Linked DNA regions of Homo sapiens: regions 1, 3, 4, 5, 6 and 7 are each linked to region 2. The links are chromatin loops, found by intact Hi-C in ENCODE. Cell type or tissue: mammary epithelial cell. All regions are shown on one strand. Region 1 overlaps VPS41 (VPS41 subunit of HOPS complex). Region 2 overlaps LOC105375237 (a long non-coding RNA gene). Region 3 overlaps AMPH (amphiphysin). Region 4 overlaps POU6F2 (POU class 6 homeobox 2). Region 5 overlaps POU6F2 (POU class 6 homeobox 2). Region 6 overlaps POU6F2 (POU class 6 homeobox 2). Region 7 has its middle 23 kb from the start of VPS41.

Region 1 (4,000 bases), 720 kb after region 2:
TTTCTGTTTATTGAGTTCTCCTTTCGTATCCCTCAATGAAATGTTTTTGTTTTGTTGTGTAGCGACATGTCATGTTCATTATTAACTTTTAAATCTAGATTTTCCTTTTTTTTACAACTTTGATTGTATCCCATAAAGTTTAGGTTTATAGTATTTCTCATTTTCAAAGTACTCTGGTTACCATATGAATTCCTCTTTTACCCAAAGATTGAGAATGTTTTTTGTACCATTTTTGTTTTGTATTGTTCTTTCTCTCATTCTTCGTTATTAATTTCTTAATTTTGTTGTTACATGAGAATTATGATGATAAGAATTAGATTTTACTTTTAAGTTCTTTTGTTTTTTTTGAATGTCTTGTTATTCATATGGAGTCACAAGTTGGGGATTACTCCCTGGATAATTTGTATTCTTTTAAATGCAGGATTTTTCCATAGGTGCCTGCCTTTTGTCAGAGTGCCTGCTTTCCTTCCTACCTGGGACAGCTACAGTGCTGGCTACATGCTTGGGGACCCAACCCTTTGTGTTTCAGAGTAAGACTGGCCACTCCCCTTCGTTCCTGCCCCATTACACTGAGTGTAGGGGGTGTTGTGGCATTCTAGTACCTGCCTGACTTCCCAGGCAGGCTTTTTCTGGGGGAATGAGTTAAATCATGGCCTTCACTGGAGTCTTATTATTAGCATATTTTACATAATTTTTAGCTTAAAATTTGGAGCATATTTAACTTTTTCAACACAGGTGCAGACTGTTCTCCTCTTAGTACTACATTGGTCATTTCTAGGTGGGAATTGGTGAGGGAAAGGAATTCGATGCTGTGTCCCACCCTGCTGTTCTCCCGGCCATCCTGCCAACCCTTCATTCCAGCAGGTGATTATTGAGCACTCACTGTGCTTCACCCATTTCGGACGATCACCTCCATCAGATCCAGGCCACAGATAGAAGATAGACATTTTGATCTTATCAATTCATCATGTTTAATTGTTGTGGCCAGGCGTGGTTGCTCACACCTGTAATCCCAGCACTTCGGGAGGCCAAGACCGGTGGATCACCTGAGGTCAGGAGTTCGAGACCAGTCTGGCCAACATGGTGAAACCCCGTCTCTACTAAAAGTACAAAAATTAGCCAGACATGGTGGTGCATGCCTGTAATCCCAGCTACTTGGGAGGCTGAAGCAGGAGAATCACTAGAACCCAGGAGGTGGAGGTTGCAGTGAGCTGAGATGGTGCCACTGCACTCCAGCCTGGGTAACAGAGTGAGACTCCATCTCAAAAATAAATAAATAAAAATAATTGTTTTTAGCTGCCTGTCTTTAGTGGGGCATAATCTTCTCTGTAGCAGGAACTGTATGCTCAGCCTTTCTCCCCCTTTCCTACATTTCTGGGGTCTGTTCTCTGTTTTCTGCAAATGGGAGGAAGAGGCTGAATCACAGTCTGGGGACACTCCCGAAGGCCTCTAACTGTGGGGGTAGGAAGGCATGGTAGTAGTGACTTCTGAATTGGAACCTGGGATAGGAGAGGACAGGGTGGGTTAGAAGGTCTCTGAGAATATATCTGATGGGAAGATGGGGCTAAGTATGGTCAGAAGAATCCCTGCCTCCAGTCTCCCTGTGGAAGTTGTGAAGTCACACAACTTCAAACTGTCGTAGCATTTTAAAGTAACTGTACTTTGCTTACTTGTGATGATGGACATCATATTTAATTTTAGGGATTTTATTTTGTGCTTCCTCTGCCTGTATTAGTCTATTGAGAAAGATATACAGGAAATACAAATAAAATGTGAATTTACTCTCTTTCCCCTGTTAACCTGTTTCCCCTGCCTCTTTTGGGGTGGGTAGAGGACATAAAATATACTAAGGTAGACTGAAATTGCTTGTAGTGGTAGGAATTTTAGTAATTCTGTTATGGAATCTGTTGTCAGCATTTGCTTTGAAAGGATAAACATGTGTTTCAGGATTGCATGCCTTAAGTTACATACTGTATAAATGTCTTTTCTTAAAGGATTTAAATGGAATATGTCAAGAAAAATATTTATTGTGTTCTTAATAATGTATGACTTCCTAGAATTACATCTTTATTAATCGTAGAGGTTTTTGACCAGTTATATTTTATATTAAAATTTATCCAGCAGGTTTTTTGAATGATAGAATCTTCCCGTTAAAATAAAGACCCTAGATACTATGAAATTTCTAAAGAAGCTTAATTCCAATTGTTTTTTTATTTTGTGACATGAATTACTGTTCAAAAGTCATTGTTCAATTATTTGAGTCAAATGAAAAACATAGACTGTTTCTATTACAGTTTAATCTGTGACTAATATCTTATTTTCAGTGAAAAACTTAAAAGAGGTTTTGATTTCCCAATTTACAAAATAAATTAGTTCCCGGACAATCATTTGAAGAACTTTTGCGATACAAATCTTTTGATTAACTAATGTGCATTATTTTCCATGAATCTTGGTGTTTTGGTGCCACCTTGTGGCTTGGCCTTGTAGTAACTTCAACACTCATCCATTTTAAACAACTTCCTGGGGAGAATATGATGTGCTAGGAATTCTTTCCAAGGTACAAATAACATACTACTGTAAGTCTACATTAAAGACGTCGAGAGTGACTTGTTTGTTATTTGGTCACGAGGATAGGTAAAACTAGTAAGTAAAGAACCTGATACATTATTTTCAGTTTCTAAGATTCTTTGTTTATGCTTTTTGTCCCTAGCTGCTACTGTTTGAACGGTCTTGGATGAACAGATGGAAGTCTGCTGTTCTGCATGAAGGGGAAGGGAACATAAGGAGTGTGAAGTGGAGAGGCCATCTGATTGCTTGGGCCAATAATATGGTAAAAAATATGCCTCTGTCTTCCTAATGCTTGTTCAGTGGCAGAAGAATGGCCAACTTGATAGGGCTGTAATGAAGGGAAAAGATGCCACTTGCTGTGGTGGTGATTTCTAAAGGGTGTAAGGACGATTGGTATCATACCTAGGAGGTTAAAGAAATTAGATTGCTTTTGGCTTTCATAATATAGTAATTCCCAACATATTCTGGAATCTATTTTAGAGTAAGAAACCTGAGGCATGGAGAGTAGCCAAGAAAATGAAAAGCTATCTTAATAATTGAAGGACTGCATTGGGAATGGGTCTTGAAAATATCATTTGCCTGTTGGCCAAAGGCAAGTAAGAGTTGATATGAAACAAGTGCAGAATATTGCTGATTTCTCTTTTACTCCCAGTATAATCATAGACAGAAGTATAGACCTGTCTGTAAGAAAGTGGATCGTAATTTTCAGTGCTGCATTTTAACTTAAAGTTTACTTGCTATGAATTGGGGCTAGTAGGAAGTTTTAAAAATGGTCTTTTTGACATCTGGCATATCTTTTGAAACATCAAGGTATAATTTAGTAAATCGGTTCTATTCAGTTTTAAATGGTAGAAATCTGCCTAGACTCTACCTTTTTATTCTGGACTTTTCTTACTTCTCCTGGGTCACGATGAAGGTAAAACAAAGCTGTGGTCTCTTGGTTCATTTTTAGTTAGCTGCTTGCCTGATGTTTTCATTTGAGAACTTTAAAATGTCAGATGTAGTTTTCTTTATATAGGTGGCTTTTCAGACTCAAAGCCTTTCTAAAAAACAAACTTCATTTTTCATGGTGGAACGATAAAATTAGAAATGTTACTTGTCTGTCAGTTTGGAAATGCAGCTATTGATGTTTGTACATTTCATGTTTCTGTTGGGTTTGAGTCACCCATGCCATCTAAGAAAATCTCCTTTGTCCAGAAAGAAGGGTGGAGGTTTCCTTGTGGTTTTAGTTCCCACAGGGTTTGTGTGGAGCAGGAGCATTTTCCTTGCATGCTCAGTAAACACTGCTAATATTTCTCCGTGCTGGTTATTGGTAGTATGTAGCAGGGGCTGTTAATAAGTTTTCTGTTACTTTCCTCCTGAGTAGAGGATGCTTACTGCTGTATTATTTTCCAGGGTGTGAAGATTTTTGACATCATCTCAAAGCAAAGAA
Region 2 (4,000 bases):
ACAGGCGTCCACCAGCACACCTGGCTAATTTTTTTTTTTTAAGTAGAGACGGGGTTTCACCATGTTGGCCAGGCTGGTCTTGAACTCCTGACCTCAGGTGATCCACCCGCCTCAACCTCCCAAAATGCTGGGATTACAGGCATGAGACACTGCGCCTGGCCATGAGATCATTTTAAAACATTAATGTACTGGGAAGAATCAAATATGAACTACAAGATGTGTTATAAACATCACTCCCTTGTTTACTAACCGTGTATGAGCTAATTTGCAGCAAGGATCAGGCATTGTAACAGCCTCATGAAGTTGTGAAGATTAAACGAAGTGACACATGTGAATCATTGAGGACAATGCTGGGCAAATAGTAAGTGCTTAAAAAGTTATTTTGATTATAATCATATTTGTTTAACCAATCCCCTCTTAGTTTTCCTGCTCCATTTGGAACTACACACCACTCTAGAACCTATTTTTCGAGTTTTTCCTATTTTCACAGTGGTTAGCTCAGATCAGAGCCTTCAGTAATTTCTCTCAGGCCTGGAGTTCCTGGGACTGATTATGTGTGAGAATTTACAAATATGGATTCACTTACAAAGTCCATTCCTGTGTAGCATAGTTTGGCTTTAATTTAGAAACATTTCGCTCATTTAATTTTAGGAACAAGTATAATGATAAAACAAATACATCTCGAATAGGTGCAGCCCTTCAGACTATATACTTTTATTTTCAGAATGATAACTTCAAGGCACCTAGATAATTACGAAACAATAAAAAGTTATATTATTTATTGTGTTTTCTCAGGGAAGGATGGGCATTGACTGTCTTATAGGAATATTCTTTTTTTTTGAGACAGAGTCTTGCTCTGTCACCTAGGCTGGAGTGCAGTGGCATGATCTCGGCTCACTGCAACCTCTGCCTCCGGGTGCAAGTGATTCTCCTGCTTCAGCCTCCAGAGTAGCTGGGATTACAGGCGCGCCCTACCACGCCCTGCTAATTTTTGTATTTTTAATAGAGAAGGGGTTTCACCATGTTGGCCAGGCTGGTCTCGAACTCCTGACCTCATGATCCGCCTGCCTTGGCCTCCCAAAGTGCTGGGATTACAGGCGTGAGCCACCATGTCTGGCAGGAATATTCTAAAATATAAAAAGAAACAAACTGGGCATATTGGTTAACCCTGAGTTATGGATAAAGTTCAAGTTGAGAAATCTTGCCTTTCTTCAAGCAGTTTAATTACTCAAGGTAGAATCTCTTTAATAAGTAACACTATATTTATTAGATTTTCAAGGAAATATTACTTGTGCCGCATAAACGGCACTTCATTGATATTTTGAAAAAGCTACTATATCTTAAACACTATAAATTTTCCTAAATTCCCCTCTTTTGAATTCTTTTGGTAACAACAGCCATGACAATAGAGATAACTAAGATTGCTCTCATGTTTGCTGTGTGCCAAGGCCCTGTGATTCACTAAATGAACTCAATGCTAAAATTGTCCTTTAATCTGGACTTTGCCTACGTATGTGAACTTGGCACTGTGTTAAAATCAAACATTTGTGTCGTTAGGACTTTTTTTTTTTTTTTTTTTTGAGACAAAGTCTTGCTCTGTCACCCAGGCTGGAGTGCAGCGGCATGATCTCGGCTCACTGCAACCTCTGCCTTCTGGGTTCAAGTAATTCTCCTGCCTCAGCCTCCTGAATAGCTGGGATTACAGGCGCGCGCCACCACACCCGGCTAATTTTTGTATTTTTAGTAGAGACAGGGTTTCACCATGTTGGTCAAGCTGGTCTCGAACTCCTGACCCCTCACAAAGTGCTGGGATTACAAGCGTGAGCCACCGCGCCCGGCCAGAACTTTTGAAAGGAAATTTACAAAGGTAGTTATTGGATAAAAGCGTGATAGAGTAGTTAGCACCAGGTGGCGCTAAAGGACTGAAATTGGAAACGGCTACGGTATTTGGTCCTCTTACCTGAGGGCCGGGGAAGGGCGATGCTCCTGGTTTAATGGCTGTGTTACAGGAAGGAAGGACAAGCATTTGCCTTCCTATGCCCTGTTACGAACAGATGCTAGGATTGCGCCTGTCACATTGTCTAGTTTCCCTCCCTGGAAAGTTGAACTCCCTAAAGGTAGACACAGTAACCTTACTGTGGTCTCAAGTGAACAAAAGGCCCCATAGTTTTTCTAAAGAAAAGTGAAAACAAATATCACATGAAATTGCTTTTTGGAATGCGTTTAGTCTTGCTCTCACCTTTGTAGGTATCCAGGAATGGAGACTGGACAAAGGTAGCCAAACGAGAAAACATCTCCCAGAATTCCTTGCCTCGGGAGTAGACAGTGCAAAATCCTTCCCACCAGTTTGGGGTTTATTATTTAATGCACTTCCCCTTTCCTAGACATTTCCAATGTGCTCGTAAGTGTTTTTCTCTCTGGCTGTTACCAGGAGGATAAAATCTCAGAATGGAGACCATAGATATAAGAATAAAAATAAAATCCTTCCACCGGCTTTCTAAGGGGATAGCAGGAGAAAGAACAGGAAGTGAAGTAAAAAGCCTCGCTGCAAGTAAACGTAAAACCCCGGGAGCCTGGGAAACAGAAGCTGCCAAATTAAAGAATGGCAACAGTTCCTGCAAGGAGTCAGGCACAGGGGAGGCTCCTTCCTTGGGCAGAGTTACTGGGACATTGAGAGGGAGGCTTTATGGAAAGCGACTTTCGGAGGTAGATTGAGAAAGAAAAGATGTTTAAAAAAGTGCCTGAGATTTCTACCATCAGCTCTTTCTTTTCTGAAAGTCAAGTCTACTAAAAAACCAGACCAATAGCTAAGTATCTTGCTCAATTTACATAAATCTCTTGCAATACGCATCACTACGGGCCATTTGTGATACAAGGTTTGCGCCAAGTAATTCACTTATGTCAGCAATCCACCAGCCAGTCTAACCCAGTCTGACCCAGGCATCCACATAGAGCGAGATGTTGCTGCCATTCCCTGTTTATGGAATTTTTCTGCTGTCTTAGGGAGGCTGATCATGGAAACTCCTGAGTGCAGTATTCCAAGTACAGTAGCACCAGGAATTGCATTGTGGGCTTAGAATGAAGCAATTTATCCCTTCTGTCCCCACTCCATTCCCTCCTTATTTCAAGGACCTCCATGAGACAAGGGAGAGAAGAAGGCGGTGGGAATGGCTAAGTGTCCCAATGTCTCTGGCTTAGTTCTAAGCATTTTGCTTCACGTAACCTGGAGATCAGGTCGTTCCTTGGCCAACCGGGAGAGGCTTTCTCCTCCTAGGCCTTCTGTGTTTGTTTCATTTATTTCAACATTCTCATGTGAAACCATTAAGATATTTTGCTGCTAAATGGAATTCATTCAGCCTGTAAGAACTGTAAGATCAAAGAAGGGGTATTATTAGTTTTTCAACAGTTGATCCTAAGGTTGGAAATGTGGTGATGAGGCTGGGTGTAATGGCTCATGCCTGTAATCTCAGTGCTTTGGGAGGCTGAGGTGGGAGAATCACTTGAGGCCAGGAGTAACGAACATAGTGAGACTCTGTCTCTCAAAAGAAAAAATATGCAAAAATTATCTGGACATGGTGGCACACAGCTGTATTCCTAGCTACTCAGGAGGTTGAGGCAGGAAAATCGCTTGAGTCTAGGAGTTTGAGGCTGCAGCGAGCTATGACCATGTCACTGCACTCTGGCCTAAGTGACAAAGCGAGACCCTGTCTGAGGGAAAAAAAAAAAGTGTTAAAGAATATCTCTTCTTCCCACAGATAGCCAGTGATTCTACAGGAAAACATACTCCACCTTTCTAGGTTTTCATTTATTCAAGCCCTCAAAAGGATTCTATAAACATGGGCTCATCTAGACTGAAGTATAAATAGGTTTAAGATGGGAAAATCACATGGAAAAATGAACATGGTATTAGGAGACCAAACGTGAGTCTTGGTGTCGCCGCTGATGTGCTGTGGTGTAAACGGTTTGGGTGTCAGTTTCTCAGCAGCAAAATGAATGTAAT
Region 3 (4,000 bases), 1.1 Mb after region 2:
ATGATTGAGACAGAAGATTAGAAAGCAATGAGGGGCTGGGCACGGTGGCTCATTCCTGTAATCCCAGCACTTTGGGAGGCCAAGGCAGGTGGATTGCCTGAGGTCAGGAATTCAAGACCAGCCTGGCCAACATGGTGAAACCCTGTCTCCACTCAAAATACAAAAAAATTAGCCAGGTGTGGTGGCAGGTGCCTGTAATCCCAGCTACTCGGGAGACTGAGGCAGGAAAATCGCTTGAACCTGGGGGGCGGAGGTTGCAGTGAGCCAAGATCACACCATTGCACTCCAGCCTGGGCAACAAGAGTGAGACTTCATTTCAAAAAAGAAAAAGAAAGAAAAAAGAAAGCAATGAGGTATGTATGGTGCAGAGAGCCACCACCTACTCTCTCCAGAAGGTTTTGTGCTGGTCGCTGTGATTTCTGTGTGATGGACAGGCGGTTTAGCAATACTCCTAGTTTCTGCACCTCATAGACCTCATGGATATAGTAAATATGTGCCCAAGGTCAAGGAGAACATTTTTAGTCTCTGTTTGCAATAGCTGTTTCCCCCATAAATATATTTGACCAATAGATAGTATAGGTTGGGCAGAAGATAGGATAATTGTGTTTTTCTGAACATTTAGAGTGAAGAGAAACATTTGATAGCACTGGGTATGAAAGGCTTGAAGTACTTTCAGCAGATTCAGTCCCTGGTCTTTGTGAGTAACATTTTTTAAAAAGCAAATGGTAGTCATTTATCATTGTGGTTTTTCCTAGCAGGTATAACATGTACTGTAGCAAGCAGAGCATAGAAAATGTTTTTTCTTTTATAGCTCTACAAATAGCTAACAAATTGAAATGCATGACAACAACAATAATAATAAGAGGTATAACTTTCATTGATGAAAACCTTTTTACTCTTTCCTTGATTTTATCTACAGCTAACACCTAATCTGAACAAATGGGTTCCTGTTTTCCATTGTATTTTTATGTTGTTCTATTCTTGCGGTCAGTAAATACGGCATTGGAAGTATTTTGGTAAGAGCAAAACATCTGGACCAGATTCCAGACATAAAGGGAGGACTGATGCCCCCTGATCATCAGACTAGTGTCAGAAACAGAAAGCTATGAGGATACGCAGATAGTGGATGATCCTTCTCTGTTTATGTAGTTTTTAAGCCCTGTAAAATCAACGTGGTAAGTAAACAGCAGCTGGAAAAATGGGAATTCATTACTAATGGACTCAAAGTAGGGTGTAGGAGTGTTGTTTGTTTTCCAAGTAGATCATTAAAATTGTTTGGCTTCTCTTTAAAGTCTAAAGTGCCAATTCCTTAGCACCTTACCTTTGCCAGAGTTGTTAATTTCGGTATTTTCCTGATATTTATTTATCATTCTTAAAATTCGTTTTCTGCATGCTGCAGTTCTTTTTTATGTGACAAAAATCACAGCTGAGGTGCTGAGGCTGAGGTATTTGCTCCTACAACGTCAGGAACGTCAGAGCAGTCAGGCAGAGCCTTTGGCCGCCACCTGCTGGTGGTTGGTGTCACAGCAGCTAATACCTGTTTTTTATTATTTTATTTTATGTTTATTTTTAACTTTTGTGGGTACGTAGGGGGTGGATATATTTATGAGGTACGTGAGATATTTTGATACAGATATATGACATGTAGTAATTACCTCAGGGTAAATATATCTATCACCTCCTTAAGCATTTATCCTTTTTTTGCATTATAATCCAGTAATATTCTTTTAGTTATTTTAAAATGTACAATAAGTTATTGTTGACTGTAGTCACCCTGTTTGTGTTATGAAATACTAGGTCTTATTTATTCTTTCTAATTATTGTTTGTGCCCATTAACCATCCCCCCTACTTCCTCACTACCCTTCCCAGCCTCTGGTAAGCATCCTTCTACTCTCTGTCTCCATGAATTCAATTGTTTTACTTTTTAGCACCTAGAAATAAGTAAGAACATTCAAAGTTTGTCTTTCTGTGCCTGGCTTTTTTCCCTTAACATAATGACCTCCAGTTCCATCCATGTTGTTGCAAATGACAAGATCTCATTGTTTTCTATGGCTGAATAGTACTCCATTGTATATATGTATCACATTTTCTTTATCCATTCATCTGTTGATGGATACTTAGGTTGCTTCCAAATCTTGGCTATTGTGAATAGTGCTGCAATAAACATGTGAGTGCAGATACCTCCTTGATATATTGATTTCCCTTTTTTTTTTGTTTTTTTTTTTTTGAGTATATACCTAGCAGTGGGATTGCTGGATCATATGGTATCTCTACTTTTAGTTTTTGTGTTTTTTTTTTTTTTTGAGGAACCTCCAAACTGTTCACCATAATAGTTGCATTAATTTACATTTCCACCAACAGTATATGAGGTTTCTTTTTTCTCTACTTCCTCGCCAGCATTTGTTATTGCCTGTCTTTTGGATAAAAGCCGTTTTAACTGGGGTGAGATGAGATCTCATTGTAGTTTCGATTTGCATTTCTCTGATGATCAGTGAGGTTGAGCACCTTTTCACATACTTGTTTGCTATTTATGTCTTCTTTTGTGAACTGTCTATTCAGATCTTTTGCCCATTTTTTAATTGGAATTATTAGATTTTTTCCCCATAGAGTTGTTTGAGATCCTTATGTATTCTGGTTATTAATCCCTTGTCAGATGGGTAGTTCACAAATATTTTCTCCCATTCTGCAGGTTGTCTTTGTTGATTGTTCCCTTGGCAGTGCAGAGGCTTTTTAACTTGACGTAATCCCATTTGTCCATTTTCGCTTTGTGTGCCTGTGCTTTTGGGATATTACTCAAGAAATCTTTACCCAGTCCAGTGTCCTAGAGAGCTTTCCCAATGTTTCCTTTTGGTAGTTTCATAGTTTGAAGACTTATATTTAAGTATTTAATCCATTTTTATTTAATTTTTGTATATGGCAAAAGATAGGAGTCCAGTTTCGTTGCCTGCTTAAATTATCTAGCAAAGGAAAGGTGATAACATGTATATTTAGTGATGGTAAAATCTTATACAACCAAATTGATAGATATCTAGAGACAAGTTACAGGTTAATAATAAACATTATGTTCGTATGGAACAAGTTTAAAAAATCACCTGTGGCAACACCATCTATAGGTCATGGAAAGATATCCTCTCCCAGAGATGTAGTATCAATTCAACTGAGACTAAAAGCCAATTAGTAATAATGTGTGGTTGGAACATATATGTATAAAAGGATTTATGCATAATCACTTGGGAGAGTAGCCCATGGAATAACATCCTGTCTGCTTTTTCATCTGTAGCAGTGCCTCTGCTGCATGTGTGTGTAGTGGTGGTGTCTGCTGCTCTGTTTGTCCATACCGTCTGCATGTAGATAGAGTCCATCTGCTTCCAAGCTGTTGAAACTAGTGGGATATTCATAGGTGTGATTTTCCAGACAGATGGAGAGAATAAGCTTGTAATCATGACACAACTTATTTTCTACATTTGAGCTCATAAGTTTATTGCATGCACATTTTCTTTCAGTATAGTTTTTAACATAGAAGAAACTTTATTAGGTCCTTAGTGTCGTAGAGAAATCCTGTTAATGTCTCCGACAATAAAGCTATGAGCAATTGCTCCTTGTTCTTCTCAGGATTAAGATGCCCTACTAATTTATGTTCTGATTACTATTCTCTTGACAACAGTAACAATAGCATCCATAAAAAGGTCGGTGCTTATTTAAAACAGTGATGAAAGTCTATTCGATTTCAAAATAAACTTTTTATTATAGGAATTTTCAGCCATTTGCCAAAATATAAACCCTCATGTACTTGTTACCCCACTTCAATAATGATCAGCATTTATAATTCACTTTAAATAAGTGTCTGTTACAATTCATGAGAAATCATTACTTTTGTGAACCCATATTGTATTAGTCCATTTTCATGCTGCTGATAAAGACATACCTGAGACTGGGCAATTTGCAAAAGAAAGAGGTTTATTGGACTTACAGTTCCACATAGCTGGGGAGGCCTCACAA
Region 4 (4,000 bases), 55 kb after region 2:
TCAATAAAGTTTTGGGTTTCTGGGTTGTCCATGTTTGTGCAGTTTTTGAGGTGGCGAAAGGGGCTCTGTGATGTTGGCATTGAAGATCAAGTTAGCTGTGGTCCAGTTAGCATTGACTGGTAAAATGGAAACACCTTTACGAGTGACTTGTTCCACTTCCAGGATTCCTTTTAGAGTTTCCTTGCTGGTAGTCTCTTGATTGCTGCATGAATCATTGGAGGGGACAATTATACTGTAGCATTTACACAAACAGCAAAGGAGCCAACAGAAGAAACTCAAACTCCCCAGGGAGAGGGAGTGTATTAGGGGAAGGAGATGGCATTTCTAATCAGTTGGGCAACTTGAGATTGGGTTTCTCTTTTTTCTTTCACAACTTACTTCTAGATAATACATTAGCATGATTATAAATTATGCATAAATATGTACATTTCAACAGCAAGCAAATTGACAGCTCTCTTTTGCCTGCTCCTTTAATGGAACACCGTCTGCCTGTACCTGGGTGAAAACACCAGTGGCAGCTGCCAAGTGCTCACCTGCACAGCCGTCCTCACATCCCAACATGTCCTTGCTTATTAGGTTATTGTGGCCCACAGATCTTTTAAGTTATTTTTTTTAAAGGAAATAATCCTCTAGTTCTCATATTGCAGGCTATTCTGATTGTTAGATAAGCCCCTTCTATATTTTTTTCTTTTGGTGAAAGCTTCTTCAAACTTCCTTTCCCCTGAAGAACCTGGCCCCCAATTCCAGTTGTTTAAATTTGCCCGCCACCTTTCTGCTCCATTTATATATCCCGAAGAGTAATTATTCCCCCTGAAAAAAGTCTGCCATCGCTATTGGAATGAAAGAAGTAGCAGAAAAGATGAGATTAACAGGATACACGATGGCCTTTAATGATCCAGTTGCTATCACTTTCTTTTTAGCCTGTTTCTTTGTGTGTGTGTTTATGGGTGTGTGCATGTCATGTGTGTATTTGACTGAAATCTTGAGACATTTCTTTGGCTATCAGACTTCTGAGAGAAATTGCTTTGCACAGAAGCATAACATAGATGTAAGTATTGAACCAAATGTGCAGCTTATGTTTATATTACAAAATTAGTTTTGGTCAGCTCTCCATGTACGTGGCCAACAGACTGAGAAAAATCCCAAGCTCTGGTGTGGACAGTGAGCACAATTACAGCTTATGCCAGTGTTGACAGTTCATCGAGCAAAGCCCTAGTTATTTTGGAGTCTCTCCTGCATTTCACTAGGATCTGAGTGGAAAAGACACTGCTTCTCCCCACTTCTGTGGCCTTCCAGCAGACCCCAGGAGCCACGCGCGAGGGAGATGGAGAAATGGAGGAAAAGAGAGAAATGCGAGCTCCATTTTCTTTTCTCAAACCCACAAGTCATAGTGAGAAAAAAGCAACAAATGCTTTGGCACACGATCCAGGATGCCCTCCCGTCAAAAAGAAAGACAAAGAAAAAAGACCACCCTCCCTACCACCCCCACAAAAAAACCCAATAGTGAGCCTCACAGAATGGCTTCAACAATGGTACCCACCCCATGGGTGGAGACAGTAGATGGGAAAGATGGGAGAAATCAGGCTTCCTATTGTTCTGTTAGTACAAATGTAAAAATTCGTAACACAACTTTACGTGCGGAGAAGCGTAGACGAACGATCGCGTTGCAATGCCATGTTTCTGACTTTGGTTAATAGGTTTCATAGTGAATCAGCACTTAGTACCTGAAGGGGTGCAGTCCTTCCTCCAGGTGGCAGGCTTGTATTCGCTTTGAACAGATCAAAGTTTTTGTTCCTTCGTTGTTGGTTTTTGGTTTAGTTTTTTTTTTTCTTTTTCCTTAAAATGTGTTCACATTTTCATAATATACAGAAAAAAGTACGTGGTTATTTGGTTTGCTTTAAGTCCATTAAAAAACTGGCTTTGGGGGAGACAGGTGGGGGAAGGGAACTATCCTACCACACACACCTTCAGTGTGGTGTATTCCTTGTTTAAAAATTTTCTAAAAATTTTCTTCTTTCCTTTTTGGAAAACCAACGGACATGTAGAAACCATTCTGTCCACTTGGTAGTTTTCTTAGTCATTTACTTACAAGGGTGATGACGACTGGGGCTATTTTTAAATTAAATTAAATTTTGTTGTTGTTGTTGTTGTGGAGTCCCAAGGGTGGAGTTTAGTTTCTGTGAATTTTGCTTCTGATTATGGGTGGGCATCTCTTTAGGAGTTTTCTTCCAGAGAGTCTGTTAAGGGCTCCAAAGGGACTGCCGTGGCCGGCTCGTGCTGTTTTAAGCGTTTAATTGTGTTCTTCAGGGCTTGCCTCTTATTGCAGAACCAAACTCTAACTACTTCTCGGTCATAGTTCAGCTTCTCAGCAATTTCGGTCATTTCCTGCCCAGAAGGGTGTGTGTTCTTCTCAAAGTGGGCATTGAGGATCTCAAGGGCCTGGGGTGTGAAGGAGGTGCGCCGCTTGCGCTTTTTGGATGGTTCACTCCCGATAAACTCGGTCAGGTTCTGCATACCTGCTCGATGGCGGGCCTCAGCCTCAGCCATCCACCGCTCAAGCACCGGCTTGATCTTCTGGGCACTTTTAGGGGTGATGTCCAGCTTTTCAAACCTGGCAGGATACAAAAGGCCAGGGTTCAGTTTGGCTGTCAGACTGCTAGCTATAGTGTTCTCTTGGGCTTCCTGTGGTAGGAAAAAGTGGCTTCTCAGGATGGTGTGTCTGGGGGGGAAAATTGAGAAAGAACAGTCTTACACTGAGTCCTCTGCCAGGGTGGGCCTCCTGCCTGCCTGCCTGACTGCCTGGCAGGGCGAATTTACTGCAGGTTAATAGCCAGCTGCAAGGTAGCCAGCCCTGCCCAAGCCAGCGCCCACCCTCCCAGCGTGCTCCATGCCAGACCATGCAAACCACACAGGTGCACAGACAGGGGTGATGAGAAGCAGAGACAGCAGGATGCATGAGCTATCATAACATATCATAGGCATGCAAACAACTCACAGGCCTTTTCCCTATAAACTCTGAGATCTAAGCATTTATTTGAATAGTACCAGCTCCATTTCTCAGTCCTCAGACTCATGAAGGCAAAAATTAACGCTAAGAAGTGACATCAAAGATGACAGTTGTCACATTCTTTCATTTAAAATGATTCTTTACGTGTTTTACATTTGGTTTTCTTTAAATTACCCCCATTGACTTGGTTATAAAAATGTTATTGCTATTATCATAGTCACTGATGGCCATTGGGACTTTTATATGGCTCTCTTTTTATCTCTCTTTTGTGTCTCATTTTGACTTCTCTCTCTTTTTCTCTCCCTGGGAACAAACAATTTTCACCGTATGTAAGTTAACAACATGCCCTTTTTCCAGGTAAAACATTACCCATTGCTACTTTCCTGTTCTGGCTCAAACAGCTGGACACATTGTAATTACTATAAAACACCCCACCTCTGGGTGTACTAAGGCCACCTCCTGCCTTCCAAACACCAGCCGGTGTAATGGTGTACTTTTGCACCAGGGCACCAAGCTGTGTTTAATGTGTGATATCTGCAAACTGTACTTGAATGATATCATTTTCTGTAAATGAGGTCTTCTATATATCAACTGCCATCAGCAATTCTTTGCTACATTGACTTTAAAAAATATGAAGCGTCTTGGACAAAATTATATAGAGTGTTTTAAGAAGTCGCCCTGGTACCAAACTCACACTCACTCTCAATGAAGTACAAAAAAAGTAGGAATTCCTTTTATTCGTTTGTTTGTTTATTCTAAATCCAAATTCACAACTCTCCAGTATGACAGCTTTGGATACACAGAATTCTCCTCTCCCTTTTACAGTGTCCCATGCTGTTGAAAAACTTCTGACTACAGAGTGTATTTTATTTCAATGGTCTGTTCTCATAGAGCTAAACTGAGCCCATGTTACTCAGAATATGTTTTGTAAGGATGCTTGCAAAAGGACAGAAAAGGATAGGCTTTCTTTATGTGCCACAATCTTATTTTTGG
Region 5 (4,000 bases), 66 kb after region 2:
TGCTAAATGGGTTGAATAGTCACCATGCATCAACATCATCTTTCTATGATTCCTGATTTGTGGGATTGTTATGAGAGTAATATACACCTTTAAAGAAGCTTCCAAAGGTATGAATTAATTAACTATGTTATGTAAATAGCTGTCTGCTTTTTAGTGCTATTCTCACAGCAAATAATGGGCATATTTACCACATATTTCTGAGAAATAGGAAGCCATTTGGGAGTTTGCAATGCAATTTGGGAGAACAGTATTTTTGCAATATGGTGACCTCTTTGGGATGTAGAAAATGGCATGGATTGTGAAACAGGGGTTTCACTGTGCTATATGCCATCAGCATGCAACTTTAAGTTCACTTTATAGTTTTGTTTTTTTTCTGGAGCTAACTATAAGTCATTTGCTGTCTAAGGATAGAGCTTAGGTGTTTAGAAAATGTATACTGGAAAAAAATCCAGCAAGTGATCAAAACCCTAAACCTACCTATTTCTAAACAGTGCACTGTAAATCTTAAACCTAATTGGGACATTTGTCAAGTACTTGTTTGACTTTTCTTCTGATTTTCTGAAAACCCTGCTTATAAAAACCATATCCACCTCTGATGATTATGGAGACTGAGCAAGGTTTAACACAAGGCAAGGTGTGTAGGTGCTATAAATAAGTATTGTGCAGATTTTCTAATAATCTGCATGTTTGGTAATTCTGAGCCCAGACGTGCTTTCTTTGCATATGAACATCTTGTATCATTACTAAGGTATTAACCCAGCATTCTCTTGCTTGTAGTTGGCAAGACTTTTGTATGATCCACCTATTCTAGTTCATCTGGCATATGGCAGGTTAGCCAACACTAGGATGACAGTCTTTGACAACGACGTGGAGGAGTCATTGGCCATGGTTTTGACCAAAGTTTTGGTGATATTGTGATGTAATAAGATATATATATATCTTATTTTATATATATATATATATATATATATATATATATATATATATATATATATATATATATATATATATATATATATCCCTGGTCTTCATCCTTGGTTCCTGGCACAGAGCTCATAAGACTCTTATAATTTCCTAACAAATAGGGGTGCTAGGAGCATCTTCTGTTCTAATATTTAGTCTTTGACCCCACTTCTTGACACAGAGTTCCTAAATCCTTTGGAATGTCCTGGATGATAGGAACATCTTTTGTTCTAATGAGGTGACTCTTAGGGGCTCCTGGATAGCTTCATGATAGTGGCTGGTCATCAGAAAGACAAAGCTATGATTAGAAGCTTGAAGCTTTTAGCCCCACCTCCATTTTTAGGGAGAGAAGAGGGGCTGGAGATTGAGTTAATAATCAATCATGTCTACATGATGCAGCTGCCACAAAAATCACTAAGGTATGGAATTTGGAGAGCTTCCAAGTTGGTGAAAACATCCACATTCTGAGAGTGGTGCACTCCAACTCTACAGGGACAGAAACTCCTGCATTTGGAATCCTTCCAGACCTTGCCCTGCGTACCTCTTCATCTAGCTGTTCATCTGTATTCTTTATCATATCCTTTATAGTAAACAAGTAGATGTATTTCTGAGTTCTGTGAGCCATCATAGCAAATTATGGAACCAGAGTGATATGATTCATGTACTATTCATTCTGTAGTTGCTTTTGAGACAGAAGGGATTTAACTAAACAACATGCTCAAAATTTGTGGCAACTCAAGTCCAGCAAGGGGTTAGGGCAAAGTGCGACCCCTAGTGGTACTGTTAGACTCTCCTGGCCTGCAGAGACAACTGTGGAGCTAGCTTGGTGTCATTCAGTCTCTGCATATGGGTTTGAAGTTTCCGGCTTCAATTGCATGTGGTAAAAGAGTCTCTCTTTCCCACGTCTATATATTTCATACCGAGGATATGTAATATGGTTCACTCATCATAAACCTAGAACTTATATGTCCCACTGGCTACTGTGCAATGAAAGTTCTATCTGGCCCATTAAAGTATCTCTGTTATTGATTTCTGAAAAAGGCTAATCCTTCACTGCCCAGCTGTGACAAGTGACTAGAGAGAACCCAGTTCCATCCATCTGACTGTCTGCTGTCTGCCCATCCACTCATTCATCTTTCTGTCCATCTTACACATGTTAACTATTTACCTTGTGTGAAACACTGTATTAGTAGGAGGTTGTTTGTACTTCTTTTTCATATTTAACTTATTTCTTCTCTGTAAGATGCTTAACTTTGGTTCTTTTTCTTTCAGGACCAAAGCTTAACAGTTTATCCTAAATTTATGACCTTGCTGCCATTTAGAAATGGAGTATTTTGCAGAAACTTATACAGAATATTGAATTGTAACAAAGTTTGACTCTTCCCGAGGAAAAGTTTTTTTTTTTAATTAGGGGAAATCTGGCTATAATTAAATTCACTTTATCCTTAACTTTATGCAAGTCAGACTAGAGTTTCTGGAGAGGGTTGTATATCTAAACAACCTAAAATACAGTTGATGGAAAATGCATATGTATCCTGAAACTCTGGTGTTGACCCATCTTTAAGATCAACAGCATCCAGGTTAGTCTGGTGAAGTGCCTGGGCATTTTTTCTTTTTTTGAGATGGAGTTTTGCTCTTGCTGCCCAGGCTGGAGTGCAATGGTGCGATCTCAGCTCACTGCAACCTCTGCCTCCCAGGTTCAAGTGGTTCTTCTGTTTCAGCGCCCTGAGTAGCTGGGATTACAGGCACATGCCACCACGCCCGGCTAATTTTTGTATTTTAGTAGAAACTGGCTTTCATCATATTGGTCAGGCTGGTGTCGAACTCCTGACCTCAGGTGATCTGCCCGCCTTGTCCTCCCAAAGTGCTGGGATTACAGGCATGAGCCACTGTGCCCGGCCTACCTGGGCATTTTAACATCTTTCCATAATGCCTCATTCCATTTTCTTCCCCACCCACAAGCATCTTTCTTGCCTTAATTATCAGTATAATTGAATATAGACATATATGTATGTAATTATTTTTCTTTTTTGAGGAGGATTACTTGTCGGGGAGGTCATGGCAACCATCCATTTTGTTTTAAGAATTGCCCCATGATATGTGAGGATCCTACTGTTCCTGCTATAACAGGTCATTCATGACACTTGACCAAACACAGATCCTCACATGTCCTCATTTTATGGCACAGATGCCTATGCAGGCACCCATAGCTACTGGATTTTTGGTCCCTGGTGAATTGCAATCTATGCACATGTTCTGCAGTTTTATATATAAGTAAAAACTGCACTAAACGTGACTGACATTAAATCAGACCATTGTCCCATCCATCTTAACATGCTGTTATTTGCATGTGATAAATATACTATCTATCCCTAGGGCCAAATACCATTCTAAAAACTATATATACATATATATAGGCTATTTAGGGAGGCAGACTTGCAGGCTTATCCTATTTTATGAATGGTTGTTCAGAGATTTCTCATCTGATTCCGGCCCATGCAGCTTCCCCCACATGCCACTTGAGGTGGCTTATTGTACACACACACCCACCCGCCCACAGGCATGCTCTCTTTTATTTCCTCTGACACCTACAAATAGAATGGCAGGGGACTTCAAACACACATAAAAGCAGCTTGACCTGCCAGCTGAGTGCCTGTTGTTGGTTATTTCAGTTGTGAGCTATGTGGCTCATGCCCTGAAAGCTGATCAGTTGCTACCTTCTGAAGTGGCAGGACTGACTCAGCACATCAGCAACTACTTAAGATGGAACCCGGTCCTTGATAGCCACTAATTCAGGGAGTGTGCTTTGGGGACCTGCTTCCCTAAGGAACCATCTGGTCCTGGGGACGGACTTCATCTCAATATTGACCTAGCAGTGCCAGGAAATTCCTGTGCAGGGTTGAGAGAAAGAGAGAGCAAGAGAGAGTGAGAGAGAGACAAGAAGGAAGACATTGCAAATAGGCAACAAGAAGGCCACCACGATTTAAACCGAGCCAGAAAGGATACTTACTGCTGACTAACTGGCCCACGCTCAAAG
Region 6 (4,000 bases), 440 kb after region 2:
ATGAAAAAGCATCAATATGAGTTCAATCCAGGCTCATCTAGATCTGGTCTTTTGGTAATGGGGTTATACAGCAGTATTGACATTGCATACGCATACCCTATATTCATACACTCTTCATAATCTGATGGCTTCAAATAGCTATCAGGATTTAATCAGAATACAACACAGATTAAAGTGAATTTACATTTAGCAATTTGAATGTAGAGTTGCTTGGGAGTTACAAAGAGAGAACATCTGATCTCTGTCCTAAAAAGAGCTTACTTTCTAGCATCTTAAAAACTCTAGCAGAGACTGTTAATTAATGTGTGTGTGTGTGTGTGTGTGTGTGTATCTCAACATTTGCAACCTTTTGCAAAAGTGAGATAGTTTCCAGAATGGAAAGACCTGTTCTCTAGTCCCAGCATTTTAAAACTGCTCTGAGAAGCCCTGAGGGTTTTAGAGAGGTGCCTCCAGGACCTCAAAGGGAGATAGGGGAAGACCTAAGTGCCCACTCCCAGTTTTTGAGACCATATTGGCTCCTCCCATCTATTTTACATGGAGTCTTTAGTGTACTTGAGGAAAGCGTTCCACAGATCTGCCCATATTGCATATTGGCAATGCATCACAGATGCGATAACAATCATGATACTTTGTCTGTTAGCTAACCATTTTCTTTTTCTTTTTCTTTTTAAAAATATAATTTATTTTTAGTTTAAGTTCCAGGATACATGTGCAGGACGTGCAGGTTTGTTACATAGGTAAATGCGTGCCACGAGGGTTTGCTGCACCTATCAATGATTTACTTTTCCAAAACACTTAGGTGTTAGACCCTACAGCTGAGATGTTTGAGTCCCTGGCAGGCAGACATGTGTTGAAATTCCCAGTACTGGGCACTATGTCTGATACAAAATAGGCTCTCAGTAAGTGTGTTTGACTGGTTGATTGATAGGAAGGAAGGAAGGAAGGGAGGGAATGGAAGGGAGGAAAAGGAAGGAATGGAAGGAAGGAGAGAGGAAAGGAAAGGAAGAGAAGGGAAGGGAAGGGAGAAAAGGGAGAAAGGAAAGGAAAAAGGGAAGTTCAGAGCAAAGGTTAGCTTTGGTTGATATTTTCAGCATACATTCAGCTGTGTCTGAAACTACATAATATGAAGCCGAGGCCTCACCCAGCTATCTTACCTCTCTGACTCTGCACACACATACATACTGACCCATATGCTGCTTCCAGAAACAGAAGTGAGTTCAGCTTGTGTGACTGCATTACTTGTAACACAGGACAAGATGGAAGAATGTCATAGCTACACTGGAAAGGAAAAGGAAAGTCTCATTTTCCCCCAGGACTGAAGTTGAATGGGAGAAGAGCTACTACCAAGCTAGTCCGGGGATTAGTCCAACAAAGCAAAGGCAGTAGAGCCCCAGGGGAACCCAGGTGTGCACAGAGACCACGCCCCAAGGGCTCAGCCTTTGGGCTCTGTCTCCTTGTTCAGCTGGAAGCATCTTCATGTCACTGAGGGAAGCTGGCCACTGCCAGCACTACTACAGCACTAACTGTGGTCCCAGCCTCCCTGTGGCCTTCAGGAGCAGTATCATCAAACACACAGCGTATTAGAAGCGTGATTTTACTACAAGTGTTCTCTTGGTAGGATTTTTCTTAGAAGAAGAAGAGATTTATTTAAATGAATATTACATGAAATATGTGTATACATCTAATCCTGTCCTTCTGTTCTGATGACAAAGTTGAGAAGAAAAACTTTTTCTTCAAAAACCATCCAGCTCTTTATGGTTTCAGATTTCCATAAATAAATACAAAAATCCATCCTGCCCCCTGCTGACAGACTAATATTCCTAAAAATCCAGCTCAAAACTTGACTGTTTCCAGAGTAGTTTCTGAGTTGGGCCAGAACTCCAACCCACCATGCCAGGCCCTCCCCATTTGGAGCCTGGTCTAGCTTTCTTGGGCTGTGACATTGGACCGGGCACTTCAACACCAGGGAATGTGTTGTTCACATTATAATGATGGTAAAATTGCTAAGACAATTTTCTGTCATGTGGCAATTAAGTGTCCAGGTGCTTCCTGGTCTAGCTCCAAAGAGATGCCTTTTGACCTATAACAGACAGTCTGTGGCCAGCCTCACCTGCGACCTCGAACAGCCCCACACCCCAGTCCCACGGTGCCAGAGTGGGTGCTTGGGAACTGGAGCCCAAGAGCCTGTAGTTGGGTTCACCTTCTACTCACTGAAGGGCACAGTTCTCTGAGCCTTCATTTTCCCGAGAGGAAAATGGGGTAATAACAGTATATGCCTCATGGGATGGATGGGTTAGCAGATTAAATAAATAATTCACAAACAGTGCTCATAGCAGGCCGACTGCTTAGTAATAATAAGAAATTTTGATATTGCTTGCTCCCTGCTGTCCGCGACCCTTCCGACAAAGTGTGACTGTTTGTGTAGTTTATTGTGGAGAAGCTCCTTAGCCTTCATCAGATTTTAAAGGGATTCATGATCTGCTGCCTGATCTGCTCCCCACCCCACATCCCACCAAAAAAATTCAACAAGAAACCACTGCTAAAAAGGATACACTATCTTTATATCCACACACTTCAAATATTAGGACAGTGCTGGGCACATAATAAACTCTCACTAAATATCTATTGCTTTCATTTGAAAAACAAAAATAAGAATTGATATCTATAAAAGATAAAAGAAGAAAGACATTTTTTAAATTTAGATTTTTTTTTTTGAGGGGGGGACAAGTCTCACTCTGTCGTCCAGGCTGGAGTGCAGTGGCGTGATCTCGGCTCACTGCAACCTCTGCCTTCCGTGTTCAAGCAATTCTCCTGCCTCAGCCTCCCAAGTAGCTGGGACTACGCCTGCCACCACACCCAGCTAATTTTTTGTATTTTAGTAGAGATGGGATGTCACTATGTTGGCCAGACAGGTCTCGAACTCCTGACCTCAGGTGATCCACCCGCCTCAGCCTCGCAAAGTGCTGGGATTACAGGTGTGAGCCATTACGCCCAGCTAATTTTTTGTATTTTAGTAGAGATGGGGCTTCACTGTGTTGCCCTGGCTGGTCTCGAACTCTGGAGCTCAGGCAATCTGCCAGTCATGGGCTCTTAAAGTTCTAGGATTACAGGCGTAAGCCACCATGCCCGGCCAATTTAGATTTTTAAAAATAAAATTACTCAGAAGTCTTTTGAGAAGGAAACTCTATAAATCCTAACATCTTATGATTTTAAGAAATAAGTAACTATCAGGAGGCTGTAAATTCTGTAGAATTTTCTCTCTGAATTAAAACAGTATCTGGCTTTTAATTCTACAAGGTTCACAACTCCACATTCTCTAAATAAGCCAGTCCACTTCTGTTCAAAAGGCCACTGCCTAATTGATTTCACCAATAAGTGTTTTCCTTCCCTCTGTTCCCAAGCTGCAATAGCACACGCTGGGAACTGCTAATGTGGCTTGGTTGCTCCAGCGTTGCTTCCTGTGCTTCCCAGCAGTCTGGGCAGCTTTCTCTTGGCCAGCACCAGATACTATGGAGTTTTCCTCTCGTTCTCTGCCTTGGGTCTGTACACGGCTGCGCCCAGCGCCAGCTGCTCCGTCCCTCCCTCTCTTGTAATCCACTCTCCTTTAATATTCCAAGGGTGACCCTTGACTGTCCTTTGAATGCCACTCCAATTCAAAAGGCTTCTGAGCTTTTAAGACGAGCAGAGATAACATAATTCCAAGGAGATGGGGGTGGGGAGGAAGGAAGAATGTGATTGGAAAGATTAGCTAAATCTTCTCATTCCTGGGGATTTGGCTGCTCAGGAAAACATGAACTAGAAGGTTTTTTTTTTTTTTTTTTTAATAGGTTCTCCCCATTCCGTCAGCTATCTGTATTAGCTCCTATTAAAAATATTTTGCAGATTTGTTTCCAATTCAAACTATAAACAGAGGCTTAAGTAAATATTTCTTTAAATCTCTAGCCTTTGAAATTGAGGGCAATTAAAAAACCAGGCCAGCCTTTATTAATATTTACTTACA
Region 7 (4,000 bases), 590 kb after region 2:
CACCCGGATGTAATGCAATAAGTACAGAAATCCAGAGTAAGCCTTTAGACACTTTTACAGCAATTTGACACAGATCTAATACCACACAATTCTAGGCCCATGTTTGAAACAAGCACGCCACACTGGTTGTGGTTTCACACCAAGCAGTGTTCAGGCATGTTGCCAACCAAATTGGAAGCATGAATGTTGGTTGAGAGGAGTCTTATTTCATTAATGGTTAATTCTGCTCCTGTGCTCCTATCCCCACTCCAATTAAGTATAAAATACACATTTCAAGATTTGATGCCAAACCATAAAGGCTAGAGACAAGCCCTGCCACCCAGCAGTAAATATGAAGGGAAAGATTTAATGTAAACGGCAGCGTATGGCAGTGCTGATGATTTCTCATAAACTACATGGACTAATTTAGAAAGAAAAAAAAAAGTCAGAGAAGCCTTCAAGGAAGTAATAACCCAGAGGTAAAAAATATTGATTAGGGAAAAATATTATCTTAATCAAAATATGTCTTTTAGCTGGAAGTTGTTTGGGCTTCAGAAAGAGAACAAAATATGTTTCTAAGATGCACATTTTTCCTGTGGTTTTTGTTGAATAATGAGCAACGCCATCACTGTTACTGAAGTCTTTGCTGTGTAAATCAAAAGGAAGGCTTTAATAATTCTATAGGAAACCTTATTTATTAGTGTGATCAACAGTAAGCAATATTAACTATTTTTAAAAATCTCAATATATACCCATGAATTTGGGTATATCTTAATGTTAGATCCTGATAAATTTTACAGGGCTTGCCATATACTATATTTTCTTCTAATGAGAGCTTGTTATGTCTGATCTCTTTTTATCTGTCTTTAGAAGCAAATAATTCAAAATAACTTGTTTCTGCTAGCATTTGTTTGGAGCTCAAACAACTTCTTTTTAAACTCCTTTCAAGTTTAAAGCTTGACCTTTTAAACATGAAAATCAAACAATATTTGAATAGGCTACATGTTGTTTTATTTTTAGGAATTTTCTCAATTGAAATCGAATCTGAATCAAAGTAGATAAGAGTTACTTTAAAATTCTAACACCTCCCCAGCTTTTCCTTGATCTTATAATGTATGACTGTTCTTAAAATTTTATATACCCCGAAGTGTCATTATTATTTTCGTTTGCCATTTTGACACCGAGAAGTTTATTCTTAGGAGAAACTGTCGGTGGGAATACAGGATTCCATTCTGCATCCTATACATGGAGCAGCCTAAACTAAATGCTAAGAGACGCTCCAGAGTAACGGGGGGAAAGCAAAATTAGAACATATTTTCTGACTATTCAGTCTGTGTCCAAGTACACAAAGTGAGAAGTTGATAAATTGCCCAATAAATTTAGTCATTATAGCCCAGAAAATTTAGGTGTAATTGATGATCAATGACCCAAATCATTCAGGGACCCAAGTCCCTAGGAACTTCAAATCCCCATTCCATGTATAAATACTGGCTCTCCCTAAGGCCTCCTTCCCTGACCTAGACATTTCCTCACGTTGCTTCTGAACACATTTGCAAAACCTTTGTGTGTGAGAACTATAGTCTTTACTTTTGCATTGAAAGTGCAAGGAAAACTGAAGATTATTTTGAATCCAATCGTTTTTCCCCTCATCAAAATATGCAGTGAGCGCCCCCTGTTGGCTGCCTAGCAGCAGGCAATACACAAACACTCAGCCTTGTTAGTACACAAAGAAGGAAGTAAACAAAAAGAGCCAATGGTAATTTGGACTCCCGTATCTAAGGGGGGTAGAGGTGGGGAAGGAAGGAGAGGAAATCAATATTTGCTTAATGGAAAAGGACAACATTGATAGGGAAGGAAGTTTTATTCCCAAGCTTTTAATGGGGTATTACAAGCACTGGGGAGGAGAAAATTCTCTTTCTTTTCTCTTTCTTTCTTTTTTTTTTTTTTAAGCTTAAAGCTGTATATTTTTTTTTCAGTGTTAGATGAGTAAGAGTTCCTGAAATTATAGTGGGCAGAAAAACCAAACAAATACATTTGCTTTTGCTAAGGGCACACTTGGCTTTTTAGGTTGTGCCTTTCCTCTATTCTACTTAAGTCAAGCACTAAGAAATCTACTGTAAATTCTGGACTTTCCACCATGTTTTCAGGTAGGTGATCTGGGCATTGAAGGGAGGAAAAATGGCTAGGAGAATAATACACAAACATGCACACACATATATTTTCATTCTGATATCCTAAGGATTGAGTCAATAAACATAGATTTCCTTTATATTTACCTGAAGTGTCTTAAATTCTAACCCCTTCTAGTTTACCTGTTAAAATCTAGCTTTACTAATCTACAGGGAAGCATAGATTTTATTTAAAAATCCTGTTTAAAAAGTATGATAGTGGGTTTAAAAGTATAAAGGATATTTTTTCAATCCTGACAATAGAGGAGTAAGATGAATTTCTCTCCAAGAAATCTCTTCTCTGATAGGGCATGGTGGCTCATGCCTGTAATCCCAGCACTTTGGGAGGCTGAGGTGGGTGGATCACTTAAGGCCAGGAGTTTGAGACCAGCCTGGCCATCATGGCGAAACCCCATGTCTGCTAAAACTACAAAAATTAGCCAGGTGAGGTGGCATGTGCCTGTAATTTCAGCTGCTTGGGAGGCTGAGGCACAAGAATCCCAGCTAATTGGGGGGCTGAGGCATGAGAATCACTTGAACCCAGGAGGTGGAGGTTGCAGTGAGCCGAGATCACACCACTGCACTCCAGCCAGAGCAATAAGAGCAAGACTCTGTCTCAAAAAAAAAAAAAAAAAAAAAAAAAAAAAACTTCTTTTAGAAAATTTAAATATTCATGCTTTTATTCTCAATTATATCTCTCCCCAGTTATAAATTTTAAGTATATGATTAGTATATGGCATGGCCAGCACACTAGACTAAGAATCAAAAGATTGGGGTTCTAATCCTGGCTCTGCTGCATTTCATCCCTATAACTGTGTGGCCTTGTAACTTCCCTGAATTTTAGTTTTCTCATCTGAGAAATGAAAGTCATTAACTTGATCATTAATCAAGATACATGGGGATGCTAATTATGTAGCAATGCACTGCCAGATGCTTAACTCTGGAGGCTGTGTTTGGAGAGGGACTCATAAAACTAACAATAAGCTAGATCCTAATTTCTGTAAATTTCAGTGACTTGACTCAGGAACAGAGAGGCGCTTGATTCTGGTGTCAAACAGATTGGGCCTCAATCTCATCTCTGCTCTTTTCCATCTGTGTAACCTTGGAAAACTAATTGTTTCTAAAACTGGGTTTCCTTATGTGGAAACATTGAGTTGTTTCTCCCAAGTCATGTGAATGAAAAATGGCAGAAACAAGACAGGACTACAACCGTGCCCTTAAGGACCACTCCTCTAGAAGGGAAATGAACACAAATAAAAAGTTACAGCACTGAGCAACTTGGTTCCTGAATTATTTTTATTGTACTTCTTGAAGGGACCTCAATGACATGCCAAAGAATTTAGATTTTATCTTGTGGATGAAGGGGAGTTAGTAGAATATTTTAAGTAGGAATGGGGTAGGATCATGACTAACTCAACAAGATGTTAAGAGAATTTGAGAAGCAACCATATGTGAATGTGATACATTTGTAGAAATTTTTATGGCTATATTTATCATCGGTGATCATGCAGGGAAAAGACCCAAACACTGTATCTCTCACTCTGATGTTGGGCATTTGTGTTCTAATATAATGTCCTATGGGAATAAGGTAAGACTACTCCTCTATAGGAAATTAGAACTTGGAAACTGAGCCTTGATTAATGGTTGCAGGTCAGCCTTTCCTGTTTTCACTCATCTCTTCCTTTAACCCGGATTCCAAGAAAGCTTGACAACTGTCTACACTGATGTGTAAAAATGGCCTCTGCCAAGGGAGGCAGCCAGGGCTGGACAGCCAGTCCTTCCCATTTAAATATTCTCTCTTCAGTGCCAACCTTGGAACATATTAAGGTGATAAAGTTGCTGCCAGATATGTG

The links. Peaks named below come from ENCODE experiments on the same cell type or tissue, not always from the same donor. Only the 100,000 strongest peaks of a DNase experiment are listed, where the experiment ranks them.
Region 1: it touches region 2 in a loop (16-fold over the local background); 84 of 110 quality-filtered maps call a loop at or near these places.
Region 3: it touches region 2 in a loop (17-fold over the local background); 47 of 110 quality-filtered maps call a loop at or near these places.
Region 4: a loop joins it to region 2, with 5 times the contacts of the local background. A loop is called at or near these places in 21 of 110 quality-filtered maps.
Region 5: a loop joins it to region 2, with 13 times the contacts of the local background. A loop is called at or near these places in 21 of 110 quality-filtered maps.
Region 6: a loop joins it to region 2, with 7 times the contacts of the local background. A loop is called at or near these places in 3 of 110 quality-filtered maps.
Region 7: a loop joins it to region 2, with 10 times the contacts of the local background. A loop is called at or near these places in 49 of 110 quality-filtered maps.

Annotation. Positions count from the first base shown.
Region 1 is chr7:38,795,575-38,799,574 of GRCh38, reverse strand. It overlaps VPS41 (VPS41 subunit of HOPS complex), which reads left to right. Exons shown (of 29, transcript NM_014396.4): 8 at 2,711-2,830; 9 at 3,964-4,000. Among named protein-coding and RNA genes, the nearest start is that of VPS41, 110 kb to the left of the region's middle. In mammary epithelial cell, a CTCF peak has its summit at 2,471 (motif pointing left); no DNase peak of the experiment used is centred here.
Region 2 is chr7:39,518,008-39,522,007 of GRCh38, reverse strand. LOC105375237 (a long non-coding RNA gene) reads left to right here. Exons shown (of 4, transcript XR_927183.2): 2 at 272-361. Among named protein-coding and RNA genes, the nearest start is that of YAE1-DT, 46 kb to the left of the region's middle. In mammary epithelial cell, a CTCF peak has its summit at 1,910 (motif pointing right); a DNase peak (open chromatin) is centred at 1,907.
Region 3 is chr7:38,396,411-38,400,410 of GRCh38, reverse strand. All of the region lies in intron 17 of AMPH (amphiphysin), which reads left to right. Among named protein-coding and RNA genes, the nearest start is that of TRG-AS1, 57 kb to the right of the region's middle. RefSeq lists an enhancer at 3,803-3,972. In mammary epithelial cell, a CTCF peak has its summit at 1,504 (motif pointing left); no DNase peak of the experiment used is centred here.
Region 4 is chr7:39,462,901-39,466,900 of GRCh38, reverse strand. It overlaps POU6F2 (POU class 6 homeobox 2), which reads right to left. Exons shown (of 10, transcript NM_001370959.1): 10 at 1-2,719. The coding sequence ends at 2,215. All of the region lies in intron 2 of LOC105375238 (a long non-coding RNA gene), which reads left to right. Among named protein-coding and RNA genes, the nearest start is that of POU6F2-AS1, 59 kb to the right of the region's middle. RefSeq lists enhancers at 1,398-1,899, 3,919-4,000. In mammary epithelial cell, a CTCF peak has its summit at 1,738 (motif pointing right); no DNase peak of the experiment used is centred here.
Region 5 is chr7:39,451,675-39,455,674 of GRCh38, reverse strand. It overlaps POU6F2 (POU class 6 homeobox 2), which reads right to left. Exons shown (of 10, transcript NM_001370959.1): 8 at 3,974-4,000. The region is part of intron 2 of LOC105375238 (a long non-coding RNA gene); the gene reads left to right. Among named protein-coding and RNA genes, the nearest start is that of POU6F2-AS1, 47 kb to the right of the region's middle. In mammary epithelial cell, a CTCF peak has its summit at 1,741 (motif pointing left); a DNase peak (open chromatin) is centred at 1,714.
Region 6 is chr7:39,073,199-39,077,198 of GRCh38, reverse strand. All of the region lies in intron 1 of POU6F2 (POU class 6 homeobox 2), which reads right to left. Among named protein-coding and RNA genes, the nearest start is that of POU6F2-AS2, 62 kb to the right of the region's middle. In mammary epithelial cell, a CTCF peak has its summit at 1,797 (motif pointing left); no DNase peak of the experiment used is centred here; H3K27me3 peaks cover 236 bases.
Region 7 is chr7:38,930,404-38,934,403 of GRCh38, reverse strand. No RefSeq gene overlaps it. Among named protein-coding and RNA genes, the nearest start is that of VPS41, 23 kb to the right of the region's middle. In mammary epithelial cell, a CTCF peak has its summit at 1,654 (motif pointing left); no DNase peak of the experiment used is centred here.